Linked DNA regions of Homo sapiens: region 2 is linked to region 1. Evidence: read pairs that join two places in POLR2A ChIA-PET (ENCODE). Cell type or tissue: PC-9. All regions are shown on one strand. Links, peaks and the distances in the headings refer to the core of each region. The heading gives the core; the rest is flanking DNA.

Evidence for each region. ChIA-PET counts read pairs that join two places held together with the same protein. Peaks named below come from ENCODE experiments on the same cell type or tissue, not always from the same donor. Only the 100,000 strongest peaks of a DNase experiment are listed, where the experiment ranks them.
Region 2: POLR2A ChIA-PET joins it to region 1 with 22 read pairs; 3 of 35 experiments call an interaction of 5 or more read pairs at or near these places.

What each region holds. Positions count from the first base shown.
Region 1 is chr1:35,811,392-35,814,308 of GRCh38, reverse strand. The region is part of intron 1 of AGO4 (argonaute RISC component 4); the gene reads right to left. Among named protein-coding and RNA genes, the nearest start is that of AGO4, 4.8 kb to the right of the region's middle. In PC-9, for the core only: no CTCF peak of the experiment used is centred there; no DNase peak of the experiment used is centred there.
Region 2 is chr1:36,019,474-36,022,390 of GRCh38, reverse strand. The region is part of intron 11 of AGO3 (argonaute RISC catalytic component 3); the gene reads right to left. LOC105378647 (a long non-coding RNA gene) reads left to right here and starts at 730. Exons shown (of 3, transcript XR_001737972.2): 1 at 730-2,917. In PC-9, for the core only: no CTCF peak of the experiment used is centred there; no DNase peak of the experiment used is centred there.

The DNA.
Region 1 (2,917 bases), core at 195-2,694:
AAGAAATGAACCTCCTATTAATCTTCTCAATATCTAATGCAACAGCCATCATGTTATAAGAATTCAATAAATGTTGAACTGAACAGTATCAATAATCCCAGATAGAATCTAAACACAAAAATCATAATTATCTTTCTTTCTCTCTCCTTCCTTCCCTTCTGTCCTTCCTTCTTTCCTTCCTTCCTTCCTTTTTTCTCTCTCTCTTCTTTCTCTTTCTCTCTCTTTTTTTTTTTTGAGATGGAGTCTCACACTGTTGCCCAGGCTGGAGGGCAGTGGTGCGATCTCGGCTTACTGCAACCTCCGCCTCCCGGGTTCAAGAGATTCTCCTGCCTCAGCCTCCCAAGTAGCTGGAATTACAGGCACCCGCCACCATGCCCAGCTAATTTTTTGTATTTTTAGTAGAGACGGGGTTTCACTACATTGGCCAGGCTGGTCTCAAACTCCTGACCTTGTGATCCGCCCACCTTGCCCTCCCAAAGTGTCTCTCTTCTTCTTCCTTCTTCCTTCCTTCTTCCTTCTTCCTCTTCCTCTTCTTCTTCTTCTTCTTTTTTTCTTTTTTTGAGCCAGGGTCTTGCTCTGTTGCCCAGGCTGGAGTGCAGTGGGTCAATCATGGCTCACTGCAGCCTCGACCTCCTGGACTCAACTGATCCTCCCACCTCAGCCTCCAGAGTAACTGAGATACCACCCCAGCTAATTTTTGTATTTTTGGTAGAGACGAGGTTTGGGGTTTTGCCATGTTGCCTAGGCTGGTCTTGAACTCCTGGGGTCAAGCAATCTGCCCACCTAGGCCTCCCAAAGTGCTGGGATTACAGTCATGAGCCACCACGCCCAGCTGACAATTATTTTTCAATGAAGCAAAAGCACATAATTTATACTAAAAGTATTCTTTTTTTTTTTTTTGAGATGGAGTCTCGCTCTGTCACCCAGGCTGGAGTGCAGTGGCACAATCTTGGCTCACTGCAAGCTCTGCCTCCCGGGTTCACGCCATTCTCCTGCCTCAGCCTCCCCAGCAGCTGGGACTACAGGCGCATGCTGCCATGCCCGGCTAATTTTTTGTATTTTTAGTAGAGACAGGATTTCACCATCTTAGCCAGGATGGTCTTGATCTCCTGACCTTGTGATCTGCCTGCCTTGGCCTCCCAAAGTGCTGGGATTACAGGCGTGAGCCACTGCGCCCGGCCCACTAAAAGTATTCTTATTGCTTGGAGTTGAGTTCTACTTCTAGTGTACAAGAGGACCTATCAATACAATTGATAAGACAATTACAAACAAGGTAACAAGGTAAGAAGTAAATAGTAAATAATGTGAGAGGTGATAAACATACTGAATTAACCCAATTAAATCATAAAAATAAGTCAACTCTGCATATTTCAAGATACACTTAAGCAATCACTGTATCATTCATAAAGTTGTAAGAGGCCAGGCACAGTGGCTCATGCCTGTAATCCCAGCACTTTGGAAGGCTGAAGCGGGCAGATCACCTGAGGTCAGAAGTTTGAGACCAGCCTGGCAAACATGGCAAAACACCGTCTCTACTAAAAATACAAAAATTAGCTAGGTGTGGTGGTGGGCACCTGTAATCCCAGCTACTCGGGAGACTGAGGCAGGGGAATAGCTTGAACCTGGGAGGTGCAGGTTGCAGTGAGCCGAGATCATGCCACTGCAATCCAGCAAGGGTGACAGAATGAGACTTGTCTTAAAAAAAAAGAAAAAAAATGTTGTAAGAAATATAGCTTTATAATAGAAATTTGAAAACAGAAACTTGGATCAAATGACTTGCTTAAGGACATACGACTTTGAGTTTAAATACTAACTAGAATCCAAATCTCCTAACTCCTAGCCTAGCACTTTTTCTTCCCAATATACTTCATAATCTTGTGATATGTATTATTATCTGAAGTACTTGAATGTCAAAGAGGCAGAGGCAGAAGAATTGAAAGAAAAACGATTAAGAAGTGGCAAAAAGTAAATATTATTTGTATCTCCTTTCCTTGGCAAAGAGAAAAGTTAGATGGTGAGTGATAATTTCTTTTAATAAGCTTAGAAGATTTAGTTTGAAAATTATAACTTTTTTCATTCTGGAAGTTAATTTTTTTTTTCTTTTTTCTTTTTTTTTTAATTTGGGCTAAACAACAGAAATTTATTTGTACAGCTCTGAAGGCTGGGAAAAATCTGGTTTCTTTGAATTTAGCCAGCTATCTACTTAATGAAGCAATAAAGCACAGTGGCTAAAGCTCTGGAACCAAATTACCTAGGTTTAAATCCTGGTCTCACCACTCCCTAATTGCATGACGTTGGGCCAGTTTCTTGGCCTCTCTGCATCTCGGTTTCCTCATTTATAAAATGGGCATGTGTGTAATAATAATGGCATCTATCCCATGAGATGATGTATATTCAAGGTTTAACATAAAGGCTGGGTGCAGTGGCTCATGTCTGTAATTCCAGTACTTTGGGAGGCCGGGGCGGGTGGATCACAAGGTCAGGAGTTCAAGACCAGCCTGGCCAAGATGGTGAAACCCCGTCTCTACTAAAAATACAAAAATTAGCCAGGCGTGGTGGGTGCCTGTAATCCCAGCTACTCGGGAGGCTGAGGCAGAGAACTGCTTGAACCCGGGAGGTGGAGGCTGCAGTGAGCCGAGATGGCGCCACTGCACTCCAGCCTGGGCGACACAGCGAGACTCTGTCTCAAAAAACAACAACAACAAAAAACGTTTAACATAGTGCCTTGCAATAGTAAACGCTCAGTAAATGTTAGCTATTATAATTGCATTTGTAAACGTTATAATCATAGTTAGTGCTCAAAGGTCCCTGAGGTGGTTGGTTTTTGTTTTTTTTTTTGTTTTTTTTTGGATGGAGTCTTGCTCTGTCACCCAGGCTGGAGTGCAGTGGCGCAATCTCGGCTCACTGCAACTTCCGC
Region 2 (2,917 bases), core at 240-2,739, 210 kb before region 1:
TGCACTTTAAGAAGTCTATTTACAAATGAGGGCTCTAGGTTCATGCCTATAATCCTAGTACTTTGGGTGGCCGAAGCAGGAGGATCACTTGAGTCCAGGAGTTTGAAACTAGCCTGGGCAACATAGTGAGATTTTGTCTCTACAAAAAAAGAAAAAAAGTTAGCAGAGCATAGTGGCAAGTCCCTGTGGTCCCAGCCACTTGGGAGGCTGACATAGGAGGATCACTTAAGCCTGAGAGGCTGAGGCGCAGTGAGCCATGGTCACGCCACTGCACTCCAGCCTGGGCAAAAGAGTGAGGCCCTATGTCAAAAAAAAAAAAAAAAAAAAAGGCCCCCAACTTAGTTTCATCCAAGGATGCGGATGCCTATTAATGTGCAGAAGCTTCTAATAAGATTTCAATATTTTTATTCCCTCTTTTAAAAGATTTTCTATAAAAGGCAAATAAAAAGCTTCAGTAACAGCAAAATATTTTTGTTCACCTTTTGAGTAAACTGCACAAAAAAAAAGAGAGAGGAAAGAAGGAGAGATAGATTCTGTATCATATTGTCTTTTTCAGGTCTGTTGACTAGAAAATTGAGTCTCCTCTCTATCAAATAATAAAGGTTTTGCTTTTAAAAAACCTTTTAATGATCACCTTGGCTAAATGAATGACTTATTTCACAGTGACCTGTGATCCTATTTGGGCCAAGTGTTTTCAATCTTTGACATATTGGACAAGCTTCCCCAAATCAAATTTCAAATTCAAAATTAAGTCTTTTTTTGACCTCAAATTAACTTTGGGATGTTACAGAGGTCCCCTACAACAGTCAAAAGAGATAATAAACAGGCTTATTTTATACGTAAAATTACATGAGAAACAGTGTCAAATAAGAAGTGATGTTTAAACTCCATCGAGTTATATTTTTATAAATATTAATATATATTCCAAAATTGTATAAGATTATGAAAATTCTCATGTATCTCAGTATATGTTATCAGACATAATTATGGTTATTACGTTAAACTATTGTAGGCCACAGAAATAACCAAATTTCCTTCTCAATTGTGTCTTTATGACCATTTAAAGTCATTTCCACAGTTAATTACTTAATTCTAAAGCAGTTTCTAATATTAGGTTGGTGCAAAAGTAATTGCGGTTTCTGCTGTTCAAAGTAATGGCGGCTGGGCGCAGTGGTTCACGCCTGTAATCCTAGCATTTTGGGAGGCTGAGGTGGGCAGATCACAAGGTCAGGAGTTCGAGACCAGCCTGGCCAACATGATGAAACCCCATCTCAACTAAAAATACAAAAAATTAGCCAGGCATGGTGGCACACACCTGTAATACCAGCTACTCGAGAGGCTGAGGCAGGAGAACTGCTTGACCCTGGGAGGCAGAGGTTGTAATGAGCCGAGATTGTGCCACTGCATTCCAGCCTGGGTGACAGAACGAGACTCCGTCTCTAAATAAATAAATAAATAAATAAAGTAATGGCAGGCTGGGTGCAAGTGGCTCACCCCTGTAATCCCAGCACTTTGGGAGGCCAAGGTTGGTAGACCACTTGAGGTCAGGAGTTCGAGACTAGTCTGGCCAACAAGGTGAAACCCATCTCTACTAAAAATACAAAAAAATTAGCAAGGCATGGTGGCATGCGCCTGTAGTCCCAGCTACTCGGGAATCTGAGGCAGGAGAATAGTTTCAACCAGGAAGGAGGAGGTTGCAGTGAGCCGAGATAGCACCACTGCACTCCAGCTTGGATGACAGAGCGAGATTCCGTCTCAATAAATAAATAAATAAATAAATAAATGTATGGCAGTTATTAAAAATAACTTCACAAGCAAATAAAATCCTATTTTGTCTTCAAGGAGGTTAATGGAAAAGATGAAATGGACCTTGGTAAGCACTCCTGAAGATAGGTTTCTGGTAACTTTAGGATCATATCGTTTGGACTGAGTAAGAATTACCAGAACCATATTGAAGAGACAGAGTGATATATAAAACTGCTAACTCAAGCAGCACAAGAATTAAATGAATACCAAGAAAATACTTGGCCAGATTTTCATGCTAACTCAGTCAGTACTGAAACTATTAAGATACATAATTTGAATGAACTCCATGGTCCAGGTCAAACTACCTATGATAACCCATCTAATAAACAGTGCTGTGCACCTCCATTGGAGAAAGAAAATTGCTATGTAAGAGGATACAATTCCAGTGTTAAGCATGGACTCATGGAGAGAGACTGGACAGCCGGCTGCCTGCTCCTTCCTGAGTCCTTAAAAATTCCATTACTAGAAGCTGTATTCCATGATTCATCAAGGAAGAGATAAAATGTATATACTGGCCGGGCATGGTGGCTCACACCTGTAATCCCAGCACTTTGGGAGGCCAAGGTGGGCTGATCACCTGAGGTCAGGAGTTTTAGACCACCTGGGCCAACACGGTGAAAGCCTGTCTCTACTTAAAAAATACAAAAAATTAGCTGGGTGTGGTGGCAGGTACTTGCAATCCCAGCTACTTGGGAGGCTGAGGCACAAGAATTGCTTGAACCCGGGAGGTGGAAGTTGCAGTGAGCCGAGATCGCACCACTGCACTCTAGCCTGGGTGACAGAGTGAGACTATGTCTCAAAACAAACAAACAAACAAACAAACACCTTACATATATATTGGTGTTGTGACTGTTCTAAATTGCTAAAATGGTTTATGACCAATGTATAGTTTGTCAAACCCATAATCTTGAGAAGACAACCAAAACTTCAGGTACCTTTCTGCTACATCTGAACACTTTACAGAGGGATTTCATTCAATTGTGATTTTCAGTGCATATTTTCTGGTTGTACAGGAGCTTTCTCATACAAGTGGGCTGATGCTATAACAGCAGCTAAAAGGTTATTAGGAAATGTGTTTCTCTCATAGAACATTGCTGAAGAAATCTCCAGT